Regions from separate parts of the Homo sapiens genome. Here regions 1 and 2 are each linked to region 3. The links are chromatin loops, found by intact Hi-C in ENCODE. Cell type or tissue: A673. All regions are shown on one strand.

Region 1 (8,000 bases), 130 kb after region 3:
ATGCGAGGATTTCTGCCTAATAGCCAAGGAAACTATATTTATTGGTTGGGAAAACCTTAGCTACAGCTACTAAACTGCCATTAGTGGAATCCTTAACAGCTCATTACCACAGTTAGATGTGCTGTGTACAGCATAGCTTGAATGAGAACCACACTTTTTAAGAAAAGTCTTTTGTTTATTCTGCTCTGACAGATCTCAGTCCAGCAGAATCAACTCCAAAGTGATGGCAAGAAAAAGAACTGTGAAAAGATGAAATAGCATCTCTTTTCTTGATATGAAGGAAACATTATGAGGCATTTAAAATAATATGTACAAATTGCTTTATCCCCAAATTATCAATATCTTATGAGGCAATAGCCTCTCTACAGCCAGTCTCAGAAAGAAATTTGCACGTATAATGTTTCAATAAAGAAGTAAACAAGATAAATTTAGCTTCATATTAATAGCGTGACCATTAAATTACACAAACTTGGTAGTATTGAGAATTTTCCACTTATAATTTTGGCGTACATTTATGTATCCGTTTTTAAATAAATGCACATATTTGAATGTTACTGAACAGATGCTGGTAAAATGAAACTTACATGACCAAGAATAATGTATCAAGATGGCAGACTGAGCTCAATGTTCACTTTCCCACTTCCAGCTCCCATTATATGACCAAAAAATGATGCTAAGATTAATAAGTAAATCCAAGATAAGACTGATATTGGCAAAGCAAAATATACCAAAAGTTTCCAGAGACTAGATGGAATCAGCTCTAGTGAGAGACCATAAGAAGCCAGAACCTAAAACACATGCAGAAGAGGGGTTTCAGAGGTGGCAGTTGTTCAGGGTATCTAAAAGATGGATCAGCTGATACAAGATACAGAAGTTAGTACAAGAAATTTCTTCAGGGAGATTAATTGCACTGTATTTGGAGCCAGTTACAGCCTTATGATTATAACTCTATTCCCAGACCTATTCTCTTGTGGTGGGCAGAGGACAACAGGCAAGCTTGTCATGAGACAAAAATGAAACCCAGATGTAAAGCATAGCAAAAATAAATTCTAAAAATAAAATAAACAGGTAAAAGGGCCACGTTTTGAAGGAAAAGCAACCCTTATAATACAGGCAACAAACAAACAGTACTAACATCAAAAGAAACTGATGATGATACAAATAGAAGAAAGTTTAAAATAAACACAGTAAATAATATTGAGGAGAGTCAAGAGAATTTTGCATTTCCATAAAGCAATATGAATTTGTTATGAATAAATATAGAAGTCTTAGACGTTTGAAAAATGAATGTCAGCTGGGCGGGGTGGCTCACGCCTGTAATCCCAGCACTTTGGGAGGCCGAGGCGGGCGGATCACTTGAGGTCAGGAGTTTGACCTCAGCCTGGCCAATATGGTGAAACCCTGTCTTTACTAAAAGTAAAAAAATATTAGCTGGGCATAGTGGTGGGAACCTGTAATTCCAGACTCGGGAGGCTGTGGCAGGAGAATTGCTTGAACCCGGGAGGCGGAGAGTGGACTGAGATTGTGCCACTGCACTCCAGCTTGAGCAACAGAGCGAAACTCTGTCTCAAAAGAGAAAAGAGAGAGAGAGAGAGAGAGAAAGAGAGACAGAGACAGAAAGAAAGAAAGAAGGAAGGAAGGAAGGAAGGAAGGAAGGAAGGAAGGAAAGAAAGAAAGAAAGAAAGAAAGAAAGAAAGAAAGAAAGAAAGAAAGAAAGAAAGACAGAAAGAAGGAAGGAAGGAAGGAAGGAAGGAAGGAAGGAAGGAAGGAAGGAAAGAGAGAGAAAGACAATACAAATGAATATCAAAACAAAAATCTTAATTGACCAGCTGAATGGTAAAAAAAAAAAAAATGCAGCTGAAAAGCAAATAATGATTTGAAAAACTGAGCTAAAGCGTTTTTTCGTATAACTCAATATGATGGAGCAAGTAAATAGAACAACATGAACAAAAGAGATACAGAGAACACAAGGCAGGAGAATAGTGTCTGGAGCCAGGGAACCTAACAGCCAATTCGTGCTGACTTCCTAGAACTAAATGGAATGGAAAACACCACCTCTCTACACCCAAGTAACAAAAGGATCAGAGGCTACACCCTTTACAATCCCCATCTCCTCCCCACCGTATTGCACATGAAAAATATTCTAAGAAATAAAATAATAAAAATATTTTAAAACATGGAATATGATGAAACTTTTTTGTTAAATGATTAAACATTAACTTGAATGATACTAGCGTATTAATCGACCTGTTCCACAGCCCAGTCCAGAATGTTCCCATGATTGATAGGGCAAAGTGGTCCAGTGTGCAGGTTTAGGAACCAAAAAGACTAGGATTCTTGTTCTAACTCTGTGACTCCCTGGCCAGATGACCTTGGGCAAGTTATATATTTTCTCTAAGCTCCAGTCCCCTCAACGTATATGCAATAAAAGTCTCTATATCCTAGTGTCATTTGTGAAGATTAAATGAGATAATCTACATAAAACAGGTAGTGAATACACTGCAGGTCTTCCATAAGTACTTGAATAATGTTAATTATTACTAGTAGTATAACTACTACTGATAAAATTATTCACAATGTTGCTTAGTAATCCAGATATGCATGGACTGCAGGAATATTTTTATGATAATAGATAAAATAAACTATGGGAAATGGAAACAATAAGGCAAAGAGATATTTGTAGAGCTAAAAAAATTGTATCAAGGAAACTATTCACAATATTTTCTATACATTAATTGACAGCAAATTTTGAATCTTTATCTTTCAGGCAGTATTTTGAGACATCAAGTTGACTCCCTCATCCTGCAAACTTGGAAGCCTATTTGGAAATAAACTATCCATCACCAAATAAGATACCCACAAAATGCTAGAAAGAAATCTCCTTTTGCTTCTCCCAAAGTGAGTACATATGTTAGCCTGAACCACATTAGACATCCCGATTCCTATTGACACTGGAAGTTGTTTCAAATCTTGAGCCATAAAATCTTCTCATCTCTGACTAATTCCCTATCCCTGTCAATTGGGTTTGCAATAAGTCTGCCAACTGATTTCTAGGGAATGATTTCTAAGCCAGTCTTCCAACTTTACTTTTTTATTTTTTAAACTTGACTGATTGATTCCAGGACTTTGAGACTTCCATTACCTGGCATTGAATTGTAAAGAAAAAAACCCATCATCTTTTGAGGTAAGGAGCCATGGGAGAAAGACTCTGGTCTATCACACTACAGAGAGGTATTAATCAATTAAAGATTTCTTCAATGCTGCCACACCCCAAAATATATGTATTAATATTTGATTTATATTATAAAACTAATCCCCTTTAGCCTAACTTACATATATATATTGATATTTTATATATGTAAAAATATGTATATATAGCTTTTGAGATTGATTTAACTAAATTACATGATTAATTATTTCAGTAAGGTAGGAATCTGGAACATTGTCAATAATTACCTTTCCCCCTATTTCTCATAGGTCCTTACTTAATCCTTCATTTGCATATTGGCTAATTGTTTCTCTAATATAAGCTATGTTGATATTAGCTATATGATTGAATTAACTTTAAAAGGTATACATCAAATTATCAACTACAGAGAAATAAAATGATTTCCACTCCATAAACATACACAATATACATCAACATATATAGGTGTTTGAGTTCAATATGTGTATATTTTTAAAAAGATTTACGAAGCAGGAAATCTTTTTGAATCCCATTGAGTGAGAGTCACTCCTGCTAGCTGGAGTTAGCCATAAAGCAGAACTCGAAATTTTGCCGCCCGGACCTCTAGAGGGCAGACCTGGAACCTCTCTAGTACCACCTTCAATAGCACAGCAATGGGGAATGAGATGCATAAATCATTTTTAACTATATTCAGACACCTTTTGGGGACAGCTACAAAGTGCTAAGCACAAATAATAAGAAAAAAAATCCACATGGTCAAAGAAAGGAAATTACAATATGATGTAATGCTCTGTAATAGCGGGAGGTTATGAGGAATAGACACAAGGTTCCTTGAAGGAACAAGGAAGGCTTTCTGGAGGAGGTGATAACAAAGCAAAGTATAAATTCGTCAGATATGGAATTTTGGGAGAGTGTTCCAAACAGTGCAAGCAGCAAATACATAAGCTTCAGGTAAAATATATTGTAGGAACACTATATGTAGTTCAGAAAAGCCTCTTGTAGGAAAGCAACACCTTACAGATTTAAATGGTAAAAATGTATAAAAGTAGCTCAAGCATTAAATTTTTGCCAGTTATTGAGCCAATTTTTATTTTCCATATTTCTATTTTTCAATATGTTAAAGATAACTCTAAGCTGGGCTCAGTGGCTCATGCCTATAATCCCAGCACTTTGGGAGTCCAAGGCGGGAGATTGTTTGAATCCAGGAGTTCAAGACCAGCCAAGGCAACATAGCAAGTCCTCAATTCTACTTAAAAAATAAATACATAAATAACACTAAAAACTACATATTAGGATTGCAAAAATTTGCTTCTATAAAACTATGGCCTGCCACTGAAAAGGAGAAAAAAAAGAAAGAACAAAATTGCCAACTTAATTTAAACCTGTACAAGCATACAAACAGACTCAAGTTCTGAAATAGATAATCAAAAATGTTCACCTAACCAATGCATCAAGTGAATTTTATCTGAATGTGCTGTGGCATAATAGTGTTTGGAGGTATTTAGAAGATGGTAAATCCCAGAATCTTTCTAATTATTCTTTGAGAAAAAATAACTTGCACATTTTGAAAATAAATATTTCAATATATAAATAAACTTTCAGTGTATAAAAACAAATTTATAAAACAAGTTTATCTACCTCTTTCATTATATATGAAAGGTTTTTACAAAGACCTTTTTAATAAAGATTCTAAATTAATCTTAAATTAAGGTTCACCTCAACGTTCTTAAATATGAACTAATGTTCAAGCATATAATTATATTTCTAGTTATAGTCTCCTTGACAGCACTGAAATCATTCCAGATAACATGATTCCTATTATAATATACCTAGGGAAAATAACCCAAACTAAAAATTATTAGGGGGTTGGTTATTTAAATACATTATTTTGAAAATGGCATCGAGTATAGCCTGAATTTTTAATTCTAAAACCCAAAACTCAGGCAAATAAACTTATTAATAGAGCTTTGATTGGCCCCTTGGCTAATGATCCGTGGCTCAGAGCATCAATATACCAGGTTTCAGATCATGATAAGTATACCAAATTTCTATAGATTGTCTGGCAAAGCAGATACTATCACTATCTTGTGACAATAGTCTTCTAGGCTTACGTATCTTGCCGGTTTAAAAAAGAAAAAAGAATTCCATTGTCAATGTATTTATTAAAATAACACTGTATTTTATTGATTTAAGCTGGACATCCCTTTACATTTTAACTTCACTGAGATTGGGATGCATAATGAAATTAATGATAGGAAAACATTTTGCTAGAGTTCAATTAGCAGAATTTTTCTTTATTACCTAAAATAATAATTCAACTTCAAATGAATGGCTGCAGATTTGCTAAAATATGGTTATACTACTATTACTGCTAATAGTAAAAATGGTAATGATAATAAGTAGTAATCAACATTTACTGATTGCTGTCAATATGCCAAACCTTATTTGGTTATATTATTTGTATTAAATAATTTAATCTTCAAAACCTTCAATGAACAGAGAAGTTAACAAAAGTGGGGTGGAACTGATGATAAATCTGTTTGATTACATGTGCTAGAATTCAGATACATTCTTCTGTTTGTAAAGGAAAAAAAGTCTTTTAAAATTAAATAAGGAAGATATTTGTGCTATATATTACTGTCTTAAAATTATCAAAAATATCAAAGGACTATTAACTTATATCTGTTCTTTAATTTTTACTCTATTGTTCATTACGATACCATAAAATGACTATATAATGCCCGTTATTATGGTAAACCACCTTCTTAACATTTACATCTGAATATAATTACATATGAAAGGAAATACTCAAAAATCAATATTTTTATTCTGTTTTTTAATCAATAAAGAGAATACTCAGCAACTTTTTAAAAATATTTACTCGTAGTCATCCTATAATCCTTTGCATTTAAAAACATTTTCCTATCTGCTAATGTTTTTACATTATTGGACATAAAGTAAATGCTTGTCAAAAATCAATAGTCTCCAAATTCATAACTTATATTTATCTAATCCTTAAGCACTACACAGTTCTAAACAAATAGATTTTATACTCACATCTGTGATATTTTGAAGTTACCTGAGAAGAATATTAATGAGGGACACAAATAATTACTAAAAATACTCCTTTGATCAATTTCATAGTTATCTGATATTAAATTTCCAAGTTAAAAAAATTTAAACATAATTTTAAAAAGTCAAGGGTCTTCCTTATTCAAGAAAATTGGTTTAATTCTTTAACACAAAATATTTCACCATATGGTCATAACCAGCACTATTGGCAAAGGGCCTTACATATATTGGATAGTCAGGAAATATTTGATGAATGAATGAACAGATGCATGAATAAGTGGATAACAAACATAAGCATATTCATCTATTTTATTTCTAAAAATGTCTCAAGTTAACATTTTTCATTTGAAAGATATTTTCAATTACTTACTGAGCTGTATTTTTGCAACTATGCAAATGATAGCACTAACTTTAATTGTATTCATTTATCTTTAATCAGCATTATTTTATTCTACTAGTCTACAGGGGGGTTTTACACATTACAAAATGCAAATTATGATACATCTCGAGTTTAAGAGAATGTCATTTGTTTTTGGATTCCCCTACGACACAGTCGAGATTTATTTATTTATTTAAGTAATCACTCATTGGCCAAATGTGTTCTGATTTGTTTCTGATAGAAACAAATGTCAAAATGACAGAAATTCTTCCTTATCATATTATCATTACGTTGGACACCAAGGACATGAAGATGAATTAAATATGTTTCTCACCCTTGATGAACTCCTAGTAGGTTGTTTAATGCACATTTGTTGAATAAATGAATGAACAAATACAAAAATTTTGAAAGCGCTGCACATTCAGTCATTGTATTTAGCAATATAGAGAATGAGAAGACAGTGACTATACTCATTTTAACAGTTCACAACACTGTACTCTATTCATAAAACCACACATCTTAAAATTACTGACAGGCTCATAGACTATGCTGGCTACATTAGATTAATTTCATAGGAGCATATTTAGTCTTATCTACAAAATTAGAATGTTCACAGGGGTAAACACTGCTTTGAAGTTCAAGAGTGTGAATGAATAGAATCTTTTCCTAAGAGAAAATAAGGAAATTGACAGCATTCAGAGAACTATATTTGTTCCTAAAATAAGTCTATTCATTCAGTCACAGCCATGTAAATTGGCAGCTGCTCTGACTTAGAGAACAAGATTCATGCTTTACATGACATTTATCTTAGCCCCTGTGGACAGAGTTCACATGAGTAAGCCTATATTGACCATGGCCCTTTTTAAAGATTTAGAGTATCTATGAAATGAAATGCTTACAGCAAAAAATGTTTTTCTAAACAGAAATTTTAGTTATATGTTTTTCTAAACAGAAATTTTAGTTATATGTTTATCAAAATAAAAATCATTAAAACTTATTATAACTTCTGTAGTATGTTGATTTGGTGTCCCCCAACCCCCCAAAAAGATATTTCTACCTGGAACCCATGAATGTGATCTTCTTTGGAAAAAGGATCTTTGCAGATGTAATTAAGTTAAGGATGTTAAGATGAAATCATCCCAGATTATTCAGGCAGGCCCTAAATCCAAAAACAGGTGTCCTTATGAGATAAAAGCAGAGGAGATTTGAAATACTCAGAGAAGAAAACCATGTGAAGATAGAGAAAGAGACTGGAGTTAACACAGCTACAACCAAGGAACACTTGGGGGCTACTAGATGTTGGAAGGGGCAAGAACATATTCTTCCCTCAAGCCATTAGAAGAAGCAACACTTTGATTTTGG
Region 2 (8,000 bases), 130 kb before region 3:
TTTTTCTCTTTTCCCCAATGTATGGAAAGTCTCAAAGAATAATTATCCATAAAAAATAAGGAAATATTTGGTAAATCATGAAGCTGAATACTTCCAGAAAAGCCTTCACTAAAGTGAATTTATTTTAGTCATAGGGAAATAGGTCATTTGTAAATAACATCTGATTGTATCTTTCAGACTCTAAAATGTACTTTTATATAGTCAATCCACAAAAGCAGAATATTGTCAAAAACTTACATAGCATGTTTTCTGATTTTTTAAAAGTTAAGTCAGGGTCAGATATAAGTATATCTTTAGTGGACCTAAGAGTAAATATTATGTTTTAAATAACAGAAGAGTCAGTGGAAATCTAGAGAAAGCCTAAAATAACTGACTTTAAAAAAATGAATCGTGTGTTACAACTGTATGGGGTCTCTGGAGGTCTCATATTGTTATGGAATCTCTCGTGAGAGCTAATTCTCAAAAAATACAACCTAAATTCTAAAATTGTGATCTTACAATAAGTATATTTTTGAGTAGTTCCAAAATACTTTTTGCCTCAGGATGCTGGGCTCTTTAAATATGGATAAGTAATTTCGCTTTCAAGTAGCTCAGACTAAGAGAGAGAGAGGACAGGAATGAATGTCAAGGACAGGCAGCCTCCAACCCCACTCCAGGGTTTTTGCTCTTCCATGTCCCAGCCACCAGGTGTCAGTAGACTTCACAAGGTGGAACTGGCCTACAGGAGTTTGCCTTCCACTTTCATTCATTCAGATTTAAATTGGAATAAGTTTTCTAACAGTATCCTTTCCAGTTTATTATAATATCGGCTATTATTGATTGGGTTTTGGATATATTAAAAATTATTTAAGAGCTTCAACTGCATTGTTGAATTTCATTGTGCCCCCCACCCTCCACCGCCAGAAAAAAAACAAAAACAAAACAAAAAAAACCCTTAGGTAAGTATACTTATCTCCATTTTATAGATATGGTAATGATATTCTGAAAGATGAAGTCATTTTCCCATGATAGAAACTGGAAACAACTGAGATTTGTATCTCTTGGCTAATTTCAAATCCAGCTTCCTCGACTACTAAACTGTGTTACAAAATACTGTATCCAGGAAACAGTTGTCTCTAGATTAAGAACACTTAGGTTAAAATCCAGGTATTAGCTGTGTAAATTTAGCCCTTTAATCATTTCCTCTGCTTATATTTCCTCAATTGTAAAATTGGGTTAATGTAACTGCCCTCTTTAACTCACAGGAATATTGTGAAAATGAATTTTTAAAATGGAAATATTTAATAAAGTTCTATGTTAACTTGTATACTATTCTAACATTTGGCCGGTGTGGTGGCTCACACCTGTAATCCCAGCACTTTGGAAGGCCAAGAAGACAGGATTGCTTGAAGCCAGGAGTTTGAGAACAGTCTGGGCAACAAAGAGACAACCCATCACTATCAACAGAGTGAAACACTGTCTCTAAAGCAAAATAATATAAAATAAAATAAAATTTGTACTTGCTTATTAGGTCCATGAATTTGTTGAGTTTAAATTTGGTAGGCTTTGTGGAGTAAGCACAGTGGCCGTTAAGCCAATTTTGGATTACAGTAAGGATAGCTTCTATGCTGAAAAATTAGCTGAATTAAGTAATTTCACGTCTGATGATTTGATACATGAATTATAACTTGATGATTTTCTTAGTCAAGACTTCCTCCCACCTGTGTTTGGTAGCAAGTGAGAAAACTCCATTCAGGCTGGGTGCACTGGCTCACACCTGTAATCCTAGCACTTTGGGAGGCCGAGGCGAGTGGATCACCTGAGGTCAGGAGTTCAAGACCAGCCTGACCAACATGGCGAAACCCCGTCTCTACTAAAAGTACAAAAAATTAGCCAGGCGTGGTGGCACATGACTGTAATCCCAGCTACTTGTGAGGCTGAGGCAGGAGAATTGCTTGAACCCGGGAGGCGGAGGTTGCACGGAGCCGAGATCGCACCACCGCACTCCAGCCTGGGTGACAGAGGGAGACTGTCTCAAAAAAAAAAAAAAAAAAAACCCTCCATTCAAATATACTAGAAGAACATCGTGTTTCTTATGGAACCTAAGGACAGCAGTGTAGCTGGACCTCACGGAACCCAGAGAACTAGGAGGTAAACATTGTCAAAAATTGTTATTCTTTCTTTCCTCAACTCTCTGTATGGCTGCTTTATTCTTTAGTGACTTTGGGGACTGTTTCTTTCTGCTTCTCAATAACATACGTAGTTCAAAAATGGAAACCTCAATTAGCTTTAACATCTCTTCAGGTTCAAGTTTCTAAGTTATTGTAACCAGCACTTTTGGATCCCAAATCTAAATTCTCTGGAGAGAGAATTTGACTGGCCCAGTCTAGTCAATTATCCACCCATATTACAAGATTTCTCAACCCTCAGTACTATTAACATTTTTATTTGTACTGACTAATGCTTTGTTTGGGTAGGGGTGGAAGAGGCTTTCCTGTGCATTGCAGGGCATCATCTCTGGTCTCTACTTTACCAGTGCCAGAAGATCATCCCTCCCACCCCTCCTCCATGATATGACAACCCAAATTATCAAATGTCTCCTGTGGGGCAGAAATCACTTCTGGTTGATAAACACTGCCCTGTGAAGTAAAGGGTAAAGTGTCCCATAAAACAAACATGGCTACTGGGGCTGACCATCTAGAAGGGGGTATTTTTCGGAGAAGGCCACGTGTCTGCTTGGCAATTATCCTGAAAGTGGTCTATTATAGAAATAAGAGATGTTGGTGGAAATTATAACTTTTGTGAAATTTAGCCAACAGAAGCAGATCTACTAAAATAAATTAAAAGGTTCAGAATTTTTAGCACTGTATAAATTGAAGGAAAATTTCAATCAAAGTTAGGGAAAACCCTAATAATCAATGACATACAACTTTTTTTTTTGCATTCTACCCTAATACAGTGATTGAATTTCACATTTTTTACTCATATATCTCAATCTGAGAATAAATATTCACCATCTATGTATATATAATATATAATATGTATACAGAGAGTCTTTCTTGGTATCTGCAGTAAATTGGTTCCAGGACCCCCATAAATACCAAACTCCATAGATGTTCACTTCCCTTATATGAAATGGCATATAATATTTGAGTATAAACTACACACATCATCCTATATACTTTAAATCATCTCTATATTACTTATAATGCATAATACAATGTAAATGCTACGTAAATAGATGTTATAATATATAGTTTTTTATATGTATTATTTTTAATTGTTTATTATTTTAATTGTTTTTTTCCAAGTATTTTTGATCTGCAGTTGGTTGAATTTGCCATGTGGAAACCAGTGATATGGAGGAACGACTGTAAAATCGATACATATAATCTATACACTGCATTTTGTAATCTGTAAAAATACACATAAAATAAGACACAGATGAAAATAATAATTAAAGTAATTATTTTAATTGTAATAGTATTATTAATTTTAATTAATAGTGTTATTGAATACACTGTATGAGACTTCTGGTATAGAAAAGATGGCAGAGACCTTTTTCTTCCCACCTGTTTAATTCAACTGTAAACCCTGAAAGTAACGCAAGAGGCAACCAAAGGAGAAATCTGAAAGGTGGTGGGAGGAAGTAATTTTGTTCTGGGATCTAGCACTGGAGGAACAACACAACAGCAGGGTGTCTTAAGTGCCCCTACTCAACAGAAGAGGGATCCACCCCAGTGTTTCCCAAATCTAAGCTCCTTCCTCCCTCAGATCTATGGTGAGTCCCTCAACAGTACTGGCTGAACCCCATGGGCCTGAGACAGGGTGTGGTTGGGCCCACCAGAGTGGCTCAGCCACAACAAGGAGCTTTTGCAGAAGCCTCTTTGACCCCTCTGTAAAATAAATAAGTGAATAAATAAAATAAGTAGGTGAGTGAGTAAAAACTCATTTTTAATTTGATACCTCGGTAGTTTTTTTCTGCCATGAAATGACCAGTGGATATCTAGCACTTTCACAGTCTCTTTGGTTACTTTCCACTTCATCACAAACTGTTGCAGATTTTTCCTTATTTTAGAGAACTTGACTTCCTGCAAATGGTCACATGCGTGTCAGACCAGCACTGGGATGCAACTTAGCCTCCAATTCTTTGCTATTAAAAGAATATCTCCAAATATTGTGAATGAATTTCACACAATAATCTCATCTTATTTAAAAGCCTGTTTAAGATTCTTGTCAATACATTCCTGCCATAAAACATTGTTTCTATTAAATAAGTTAATTTAAATCTACACTGACTATGTTTCATCTAACCCTTTGACAAAGATCCAAAAATTCCCTAATGAACTACTTCGTCCAAAGAATAGGGAGGGAAATAGGCATTTATGTACATTGCTCTCGGTAGAACTAATTGATCCAACCTCTATAGAAAATAAGATCTCCATTTTGCTGTTCTCTACCCATTTCCAAATCCACATGTCTATGACCCTACAAATTCACCTCTAGAAATTAATACTACAAATAATTCATACACATGCATGGGTTGAAGAAATCAAGCTGTAGTACAACATGCAAAACATGCTAATATTTGAATGAAAAATGGGGTGAGTGCTTATATACATACTTCCTTGGGTATGCATAAATTATTTTTGGAAAAATACACCAAAATAGCCAATAATATTTGTTGCCTATGGAGAGCTGAGGGAAAAAGGTGGGACCCACGTGGGAAGATACTATTTTACCTTATAATCTTTTCCATTTCATGAATTTTGGATATGAGAGTGCCCATGAATTAAAATTAATAAATTTAAGAAATCATTTATCATTGGAAATATTTTTCCTATATTTTTATTCTTTGGTGGTTCACAATAAAATAATCCTTTTATATCTCTTTATTAAAACAGAATCTAGCAAATAGAACTAGACAAATGTGAACTGAGACAAATTAGAAATCTGTAAAGTTTCATCTAAGAGTGTAATATTTGTATGTTTGAATCTTTAATATTTTCTGTATCATCTATGATAACAAAGAAATATATTTCAACTTGTCACTATATTTTTTCCATATCATATTTCAGTCATTTTTATTGCAGCAGGAAGAATGAGTGTTTACCACTTGTATAGGACATTTTATTTTTCTTTTTTAAAGAAATCATTTATTCTTAAGTTTCATGAAAGTTCAGTGCTGGTTTGAGTACTAAACAACATTAAGAATGCTGAAAAAAAAATAGCTATTTGTCTTTATATTTAGTATGCTTTGTTACTATATGTCTTAGCAATGATGATAGCTTCATATTTTCTTTAGCTAATGACTAATCCAAGAAACAGTATAAACTAAGGGCAATAGTCATTGTCAAAAATAGTGACTATTTCCATAATTCATAAAGTTTTTATCCCTGTGCCTGGAACAGTGCCTGGAAAAATACAGTGGGTACATAGTACCCTTTCTTTTTTCTTTCCTCTCCTTTTGTAATGAATGAATAGTGAAATAACTAGTTAATGAAAGGACTGAGAGACCCAGTTAACCTGAAATTGAGTTACTATTTTGTACACATTGGATTTCCCACTTCTAGTGATGTAAAAACTCTAAAGTTATAGCTAATATCACCATAGCTGTGCTGTTGAGATCATTAACCTAGAAACCACGAAGAAACCTAAGAATCAATTATATATTAATTTTCATTTGAAAGCAATGAAAATCGGGTAGTTTTCTTGGCCCAAAGCAAATCAACCACAAGGAGGTGATAGCTCATTTCATGTTTTAGATGACCAGAGGCATGAAATGGACCAATCATTAAAATTCCTTGACCACATCAAACCTGTGTGCTCTCACTGATGAACACTTACAAGTCTGGCAATGATTTTCTGTGGGTCCCCAGCAACGGCCAGTACAGGACTTATGGCAACGTCCACCTGCAGAACACGAAAAGGGAAAAAGGACATGCACGTTATAATCTTTCACTCCTTGACTAGGAGTAACTCCTCAAAGGAAATACTCCTGCTCCTTTATGAGGATTTTTATGTCATACTAGAGCTGAAACATAGCCCATAAAATGCCCACTTAAGTAGGAAAACCTGAATGTCAAACATATGTGAAACTAAAGTACAACCTCCTGGTATTCAAATCCTCTTATCATTTTTTAGGAAAATAAAATAAATGAATTTGTGAATTTTCTCAGGAAATCAAAAGCAAATGATTATAGTTAATAAGTTTCACTTTCACTGTTCAGCATTATTATTCTATTGATCTATTCTACTTGATATAATTTCCAGAGATCACACCTTACTGAGAGCAACATATATTAAAAAGTAAAGCAACAGTTAAAAATAAGTGGAAATCTATGAGAACAAGAATATATTTTTACAAACACATGAAAAATCATTAGAATAAATGGTAAAATCATGCATTTAAGCTATACTTTTGAAAGCTTAATTTCAATTATTTTAATATATACTTCTAAAATGTTTATTAACATTATTTGCATTTTCAACTCTAAGCCTTAATCTCCTATAGTGGCATCTTCTTCTACCATAGGTATTTGCCTCAACAAACGTAGTTGTCCCACAGAGAAATTCCCATCGGGACTGAAAATAAAGAATATTAGCTGGAAGAAGTCATATAAAAACGACTTCCTTTGAATCTTATTTCTGAATTTCATAGATTCACTCTAAATTTCTGTGGGTACATGACACATTTTTAGAATAAAATATAGATGTTAAAAATCTATTAAAGCTTAAAACTTTTCCATAAACAGAAATGTTTTCTATGACATTTCCTTAAATGCTTCTTATTAAACATTGTCAATTGTTTAATATTAATTGTTAATAGGATTCTCCCATTTAAAGTGTTTAACAACGTTAACTATATTATAAATATCATCAAATAACATCTCGTCAGATGCTCCCATCTTTCCTTGATTCAAGTTTTTAATTCCTCAACCAGAAAGTTCTTACAACCTGGAGTGTTTTCCCGCCTCCAGTGAAACTGCCAAAGTGAGCCTATTCTGTTAAATGAGTACACGGTTAAGATGCAGATTCAAAAGACACTTTCTCTGGCTGGATCTCAGACCATTCAGATTGTCTACCTTTGAGAAAGTAAACTGTACTATTTCCAAGTTAATAAAATACTTAGGTTCAATTCCAGTCATCTTAAAAGTACGGGGATCTTTGCTACAACAGAGTTTATTTAAAGCAATTCTATTTGTGAAGTATTGCCGCTGACATCACCAGTGTATAATATCCTGTCACTCTGCCATCTGTTTATTTAGAGCCAAACACATTATAACAACATAATGCAAGCTCATTGTAGCTGACAGGAAAAGGACTCCATCTGGCCTGAACAATATAACTTTAATCAGTGATAATGATAATTATTATTAAAAACTTACAGGAGTTCTTTTGTACAAAGCTAATAAATCTAAATTGATTTATACTAGCGGAAATTAGAAAGGACTGTGAGACAAAATAGGAAGCAGTGAAAACTTTTTGGAGTACAAACTTTTTTATGAGAAAGTAGCTAATGTTAATGTGTTTTCTTAGATTTGGTATAATCCTCTAAATTGATCCATTAAGTGGTCTGTTAATTGAAGATAGTTGAAGCATAAGATAATCTACCATTTAATCTATGATTTATTTAATTATGTTTGGGGCTTGTAAAATATTTGGCCTTATTCTTTGTGGCCAGAATACTACCTAACTGGAAAAAAAAAAAAAAGAAAAGAAAAGATAAAAGCAAATAGAAGAGAAGAAAAGAAAAAGTAAAGAAAGAGGAAGGAAGGAAGGAACAAGGAAAGGAAGGAGCTAAGTAACAAAATTCATATTAGACATTTTTATATTCTCAATGTTTTTCTCTTACTCGATTAATTTTTTAACTTCTTATTCTTGAAATTCCAATTTGCCACCCAGACATCTGCTCCCAGATTCAATATAAAAAGGCATGTTGCTAGAAATACTGTTGACGGTTCTTGACAAGGTATCAGGGCAAGGCCCACCTATTTGAAAATGTGATATAGTACCCACAC
Region 3 (8,000 bases):
CAGGCCTTCACATTGACTCATCATTTACTCATTTTCTTATCCAGAACAACCACCAGTCCAGCAAACTCCATTCATGGAAGGTGTCCTACACAAGTGTAGCATTTTTAATATTTTATACCATATTTTCTACTGTACCTTTTCTATGTTCAGATACACACATACATTTTGTTACAATTGCTTACAGTATTCAGTATGGTAGCATGCTGCACTGGTTTGTAGTAACAGGCTAGACCATATAGCCCAGACGTGTAGGAGGCTATACCATTTAGATTTGTGTAAATACACTCTATGATGTTCACAGGATAATGAAATCACATAACAACACATTCCCCAGAACATGTCCTCACCATTAAGCAACACATGACTGTACTTCTGAAATAAATTTTAAAATAGACAAATACACAGGCACTCAGCAGTCATAAGAAGGCTTTCTCTCTTCACTTACTTCAGTGACACATTCAATTTTTGATCAAGAAAAGTAGTCAAAAAATTAATAGCATCACATTTTGCCAAAATATTGTATACACTTAGAGAATACCAATTTTGCTGATTCTGAGTGTTTCCTTGCACACGTCAGTAGGTATTTTGGATTTATGTGTCAAAGAGACTCTTAATTTTACTCTAACTCTATCTCACAAATGGTTATGCACCTGATCACACCACATCCACTTAAAGAATGGCAAGACAGAGGAAGGAGAAGAATTACACTTTCACCATTATGCGATGTGTATTCATACTGGAGCCTTGTTTATTTCAAAATTTTACCAGATTATATAGAGCAATTAAAGTTTATTCTTTTTAGTTAATATTAATAGATACTTTTCCCTCATGAATGTGTTGTTTTCTGGATAAATCATAGAGACTGTGTGTTCGGTGAGAAAAACCAGTTATAAAAGGGTATATGTAATGATTGGATTCATGTGAAGTTCAAGAACACATAAAATGTGTTTATGTGGATAGAAATTAAATACTATTAATAATTTCTGGCTATTGAGGGGACAGGTATTGACTGGTAAGAGGCATGAGGGAATCTTCTGCAGGCAACGGGAATACTTTGAATGTTTAAATGTATATACATATATAAAAATTAAGCTTTACACTGAAGATCGATCCACTTTCCTTCATATAAATTGTAATCAGTTTTTAAAATGTTTTTTTATCATGCCAAAACAAATATTTTAAAAACCTAAATATTAAACAGTATTAAATGAAAAAATTAACAAAGTTTTATATCTATTTTCTTCTTTCTGGTTTCATTGTTCCCGTTCAAATACTGCTATTCCACATCTTAACTACTGAAAAGCCTACTGAGGCAAAGGCTCATAACTTGTTCTTTCTTCCTTAATTACGGAACCTCTCCTTTCTATATGCATTAGCCTTTCTTTAGCTAAATGTAGTCATAAGTGAATGATTTTGGACAATAAGACGTAAGTGGAGGCAGTGTGTACAACTCTTAGGACGAGTACATTTAAGAAAAGGTATATGTATTTTATCCCTTCTTGCTTCTTGTCAGCTGGCATTATGACGTGGTGGCTGAAGCTCGAGTAGCCTTATTGGACTATGGCAGAATTTATGTGCTGAGGTTGGATGAGCAATTAGACAGAACTGTGGGGTCATAACATTCAGGAAGCCAGATCAGCTCTGAACTCACTACCTCCAGATTATGCTTTTTTTACTTGAGAAAGAAATATATTTTTATTTAAGCCACAGTTAATGTATTGCCTGTTTTGCCATTAATAGCTGAGCCTAATATAAATTGATTTACTTTATATAAACACTGTTTTTCTATCAACTCTTTCTCACTATAATCTATTATTCAAGCATACTTTCGGGGTTTTTCTGAGAACGTATCTGATTATGCCGCCTTCCTCTTTAAAATGTCTTTTTTTTTTTCCATTTCAGGGATATTGCTATTAGTCCAGACATTAAAATATGTTTGCTACTATACAGTCATGTTACAAAATTGAAAAATCTGATTCTGCATTTTTAAATGAAAACAATTTGTATAGGAAATAAATACCTGAATATACTCACCAAAATGTAACTACTTATTATTTTGGGTTTAAGAAATAATAGATAATATTTTTATTTACATTGTATGTCTTCAAATTTACTAAATTTATGTCGGTAACAATGCATCAGGCCAGGCGAGGTGGTTCATGCCTGTAATCCCAGCACTTTGGGAGGCCGAGGCGGGCGGGTCACCTGAGGTCAGGTGTTTGAGACCAGCCTGGCCAACATGGCAAAACCTCGTCTCTACTAAAAATCCAAAAATTAGCGTGGCATGGTGGTGGGTGCCTGTAATCCCAGCTATTCAGGAGGCTGAGGAAGCAGAATATCTTGAACCCAGGAGGCAGAGGTTGCAGTGAGCCTAGATCACGCCACTGCCCTCCGGCCTGAGGAACAGAGCGAGACGCCATCTCAAAACAAACAAACAAACAACAACAAAAAACAATGTATCACCGTAGAAATTAAAACAACTTTTTCTAAACAAATTAAAATCTTCCATCGAAATTTATCTTATAATTTAAAACAGTTCTCATTAGAGTCAGGAATCAGTAAAAAAGTTGCCACTCTCATTATAACCATTTTCCATTGTCCTTTAGGCCTAAACAACTAAAGAAAAAAAATTTAAATAACAAAATAACTTTTTGAAAGAAAGAGATAACTTTGTCATTAGTTGTGGATGATATATTGATATTATGGAAAATACAATAGTATTCATTGAAAAAGTAATAAAAGGTATTTGATTTTAGCATAGTGATGAATTTCATAAAAATATGCTGAAAGCAAAAGCATTCTTTTATCACATCAAAAGTCTAATTGTTAAAATTCCATTAATAATACATGTAGGTATTTACAGTTTTCAGGATAAATATCAAAATAATCAAGAAATAATGAATATTTTAAACATGGCATGGAGAAAATTAGTTATCCACTTTAGGAAAAAAAATTAAGACAAATTAAGTTTTGTTTTTTTTTTTTTCCTTGAGATGGAGTTTCCCTCTTGTTGCCCAGACTGGAGTGCAGTGGCGCAATCTCAGCTCACTGCAACCTCCGCCTCCTGGGTTCAAGTGATTCTCCTGCCTCAGCCTCCCGAGTAGCTGGCATTACAGGCAAATTAAAATTTTAAGTAGAAAAAAACAAAAAACAAAAATTGCATTAGAGAAAAACACAGGATAATTCTATAATTTTTGACTAGAGAAAGTCTTTTAAAATTAGCACAAATGATAATAACAAGAAAGACTAACATTCACTGAGTTCTTAACAGATACTCTCCTAGGTGCTTTTACATGTGTTGATTTATGTGTGTCCTCTAACCCTCTAGGAGAAAGGAGCTAATACATGAAAGGCACACAGACATTAAGTCATGGTTGGTAAATGCTGGGGCTATCTTAACCCAAGCTATCTGGTTGAAGATGCTGCATTCTTATCTACATTCTTTTCCCCTAGAATTCACACAGAAAATCCTAGACAAAAATGACTACTTAATATCACAAATGTCTGCATAAAAAAAAAAGACAACATAAAACAGGTTAGTGAAAACCTGTTTTTCCCAAATCTAGAAAAACATATTTGCAACATTAATGATAGCTAAGAGATTAATAAGATTATGAGCTCATAATTCCATAAGGAAAATTGATGAATACCATATAGAATAACAGGCAAAATATATAAATAGGGAGTTCCCATTGAAAGCAATGAACATTACCAAATAAAATGATGTTTAACCTCATTGATAATCAAATACAAATTTAAATAAATATATCCTATGTCTTCATCTATTACACTAGCAAATGTCAAAATGGTTGTTATTGCCAGTTTGGCCAGGGTGTGGCAACACAGGCACTCTCATGTACTATGTTAGGAGGATAAATTAACAAAACTTTTTGAAAGATAATATAGGATCTGTACCCAAGATTAATGTGTATGAATCTTTCTTGGTGAGACTGCCCTTTTAAGATTTAGCCTAATTAAATAAAAGGGAAAATGTAGCTGACAATGGAACAGTGTAGTAGTCATACTTATAATAGTAAAAAACTAGAAGCTAGTTAAATGTACATCAGAGAGTTTGGTTAAGTGTATTATAGCACATTTACACAAAGAAATATCAATCATACAAAAGGGGAGCATATGATATTATAAGTTCCAATATGTGAAGATAATCTTGGATAATTGGAAAGAGATATATTCTAGGAAGAGAACAAAACATGCACTGTTTTGGGTAAGAGAATGAAGTCTGCATTCCAGAAGTATGAAAGTTATATATTTAAACTCAATATATTATTAATATATATTAACAAAAATAAATATATAAATAAAGCATAATTATTATTTAACATATAGTCTCATAAGTACTAATATGTGAAAATAATTTTCACATATTATTGAAAACTATATGCTATATACTCCTTGGTATGTCCTCATATTTTCTGAAATACAAACTTCCTTCTCTTACCCAAGACAGTGTTTTGTTTTCTTCTGTCTCTAGAATGTACCTCTTTCCAATTCTACCTATCAAACATTCTTTAACAGTAGGTTTTGCTCAAAATGCTACTTACACTACAAAATCCTTGTCTTACGCTAGATCTTCTGTTTTTCCATTCATTAAAAATATCTATTAGGGAATTTACCACTATGTGGTACGCATTATAGTAATGTGTGTATATATCTTCCATCTCTGGGAACCTCCAAATATTTCAATGACAGTGTCTCCTCTATATTTTTATCCTCCTATTATGTCTATCCCTCATGCGCATACACAGTAGATGCCTAATAAATGTTCACACCAAATTGTTTACTTGACTATACATAAGGGGTCTTCAAAAAGTTTGTGAAAAATGTGTATCATGAAAAAAACTATGCACAGATTTCAAAAAACATTTGCACCAAAATAAACCCATACTAACATGTTATAACATGTCTGAACAGGATCTAGTCTGAGGCCCTAGGAACCATTAAGACATCCATTTGAAAACAGCCTGTATCAGAGCAACATGAATCTTGCTAAAATTGAAGCAAAAATACACCTCAAATTTACGGTGAAATCATTGATGCTTTACAAAAAGTTCATGGGGAAAATGTCCCAAAGAAATGAACAGTTTACAAATGAATGTTAAGAATGGACAAGATAATATTGAAGATGAAACCTGCAGTGGCAGACCAACCACATCAATTTTCAAGGAAAATATTCATCTTGTTTGTGCCCTAATTGAAGAGGACCAACAATTTAATGGCACAAGTAATATCCAATGCCACAGACATCTCAATTAGTGGAGCTTACTCAGTTTTGACTGGAAAATTAAAGTTAAGCAAACTTTCCACTCAATGGGTGCCAAGACCATGGCACTCAGATCAGCTGCACACAAGACCAGAGCTTTCCATGGAAATTTTAAACAAATAGGACCAAGAGCCTAAAGAATGTCTTCGAAGCATTTTAAAAAGAAGTGAAACATGGCATTACCGTTACAATCCTAAAAACAAAGCACATAAAAGCAATGGCTACCAAGAAGTAGAAGTGGAAGTGGTCTCGGCCAAAGCAAAAGCAGACTGGTCAAGAGCAAAGGTCATGGTGATACAGGCGGTAGAAATAAATTATTTAGGCAGATAGTGAGGGCAAAAGAGTCATCGGCAGTTTCCCTTTTAACAAAAAGCAGTCCAAGAAATTATTTTTTTGCTAACAAAGAGCAGCCTGAAATACTGAGCCGCAAACATCGATAAGCAAGCTTGAAGCTTGCACGGGGGAATGCTGGCAGCTGCGCCAATAGAGAAGGACTACCTGAGGGCCAGGTATGTCTGCCATGGAAGCTCCATCTTCCCTTTTTTTGTTAGCACATGTATGACAAGAAAGAAATGGGCAACATGGAGCAGCTCAGTCAGAGAACCTGCCTGCATAATAAAAGATTGGGGTGGGGGTCGGGGGGGCTGAGATTTGTGCCCCATGCAAATGACGCAACTGGTCTAACCAGTTTTTCGGACCCTATGTAGATCAGATACCGCCCCTCCACTAGCTCATCTATAAAACCTCTTGCATTTCACCACGAAATCAGCAACTCATTTTTCTGGGACCCCTCTCTGTAGCAGAGAGCTATTCTCCTTCTTTTGTCTATTAAACTTCCACTGTTAAGCTCACTCTTTGTGTGTCTGCGCCCTTGATATTTGTAGCCATGAGACAACGAACCTTGGATATTATCCCAGACAACGAAGCAGCTTCAGTGGCAGTCTTTTTGGGGGGATGCTCAAGGCATTTTATTTCTCGACTTTCTGGAGGACCAAAGAAAGATAACATCGGCTTACTATTAGAGTGTTTCTGAGAAAGTTAACCAAATCTTTAGCAGAAAAATATCCAGAAAACCTTCACGGGAAAGTCCTTCTGCACCACAACAACACCCCTGCTCATTCCCTTTATCAAACAAGGACAATTTTCTGAAAGTTATGATGGGAAATCATTAGGCATCTAGCTTACAATCCTGATTCAGCTCCTTCTCATTTTTACTTGTTTCCTAATCTTAAAAAAAATAATAAAAAAATAAGAGTAGTCATTATTCTCCAGTTAATAATGTGAAAGAGACTGCATTGACATGGTTAAGTTCCCAGGACCCTCGGTTCTTTAGGGCTGGACTAAATGGCTGGTATCATTGTTTATAAATGTGTCTTGGATTTGATGGAGCTTATGCTGAGAATGAAAGTTTACATTTTTTATTTTTATCTTTTAAATCAATTTTCTGATGAACTTTTAAAAGTCCCCTCATATATAGAGATAGCTCAATAGATAAATATAATAAATATAAATATGACTGCTTGTCAATTACTAAAATATGGTTTCTCTATAGTGAGGTTTGTTCTCATTTCTTTGCAAAAATAGATAATAAAATTATTCACATAAAAACACGAGAGGCACAGCAATGTTCTGAATATTTAAATTATTTTGAAATAAATGATACCTTAATGCTAACACAGCAATATTATCATCTTACTAAAAATGTATCATTATTAAAATTTTGTCAAGCTAATAAGGTTGAGAATCTGAAGTTCTTAAAATTGTTTAAGTATAGCCACCTGGCTCCAGGTCAGGCTTATAATTGCTACACTGTGGTACCAGTTCTAACAATTGAAGAGACTGACAGAAGACTTGGAATCAACATCAAGTTAATCTTCATGTAATTTATCTTCACTTCACTCAATCCATATCTATTACCTATCTCCTTGTATCTGTGTTGGGTTCTAATATCTACTGATCAGACACTTTCTACCTTCTCCCTTTACTGGGTATATACCCAAAGGATGATAAATCATGCTGCTATAAAGACACATGCACACGTATGTTTATTGTGGCATTATTCACAATAGCAAAGACCAACTCAGATGTCCAACAATGATAGACCAGATTAAGAAAATGTGGCACATATATACCATGGAATACTATGCAGCCATAAAAAATGCTGAGTTAATGTCCTTTGTAGGGACATGGATGAAGCTGGAAACCATCATTCTCAGCAAACTATCGCAAGGACAAAAAACCAAACACCGCGTGTTCTCACTCCTAGGTGGGAACTGAACAATGAGAACACATAGACACAGGAAGGGGAACATCACACACCGGGCCCTGTTGTGGGGTGGGTGGAGCGGGGAGGGATAGCATTAGGAGATATACCTAATGTAAATGACAAGTTAATGGGTGCAGCACACCAACATGGCACATGTATACATATGTAACAAACCTGCACGTTGTGCACATGTACCCTAAAACTTAAAGTATAATAAAAAATAATAATAATAAAAATAAAATTAAAACAAAATACATTACTCTTGGCCAGTCACGGTGGCTCACACCTGTAATCCCAGCACTTTGGGAGGCCGAGGCGTGAAGATTGCTTGAGGTCAGGAGTTCTAGACCAGCCTGGCCAACACGGTTGGTGAAAGAAACCCTGTCTCCACTAAAAATACAAAAATTATCCTGGCGTTGTCGTGGGCACCTATAATCCCAGGTACTTGGGAGG

What was found. Hi-C counts contacts between places; a loop is a spot of excess contacts. Peaks named below come from ENCODE experiments on the same cell type or tissue, not always from the same donor. Only the 100,000 strongest peaks of a DNase experiment are listed, where the experiment ranks them.
Region 1: it touches region 3 in a loop (3.0-fold over the local background); 4 of 110 quality-filtered maps call a loop at or near these places.
Region 2: a loop joins it to region 3, with 8 times the contacts of the local background. A loop is called at or near these places in 3 of 110 quality-filtered maps.

Annotation. Positions count from the first base shown.
Region 1 is chr2:212,001,485-212,009,484 of GRCh38, forward strand. The region is part of intron 2 of ERBB4 (erb-b2 receptor tyrosine kinase 4); the gene reads right to left. Among named protein-coding and RNA genes, the nearest start is that of MIR548F2, 420 kb to the right of the region's middle. In A673, a CTCF peak has its summit at 3,795 (motif pointing right); DNase peaks (open chromatin) are centred at 1,517, 1,947 and 3,807; H3K27ac peaks cover 3,573 bases.
Region 2 is chr2:211,744,813-211,752,812 of GRCh38, forward strand. It overlaps ERBB4 (erb-b2 receptor tyrosine kinase 4), which reads right to left. Exons shown (of 28, transcript NM_005235.3): 5 at 5,827-5,892. Among named protein-coding and RNA genes, the nearest start is that of MIR548F2, 680 kb to the right of the region's middle. In A673, a CTCF peak has its summit at 681 (motif pointing right); DNase peaks (open chromatin) are centred at 679 and 7,269; H3K27ac peaks cover 565 bases.
Region 3 is chr2:211,875,685-211,883,684 of GRCh38, forward strand. All of the region lies in intron 3 of ERBB4 (erb-b2 receptor tyrosine kinase 4), which reads right to left. Among named protein-coding and RNA genes, the nearest start is that of MIR548F2, 550 kb to the right of the region's middle. In A673, CTCF peaks have their summits at 3,809 and 4,008; a DNase peak (open chromatin) is centred at 3,837; H3K27ac peaks cover 481 bases.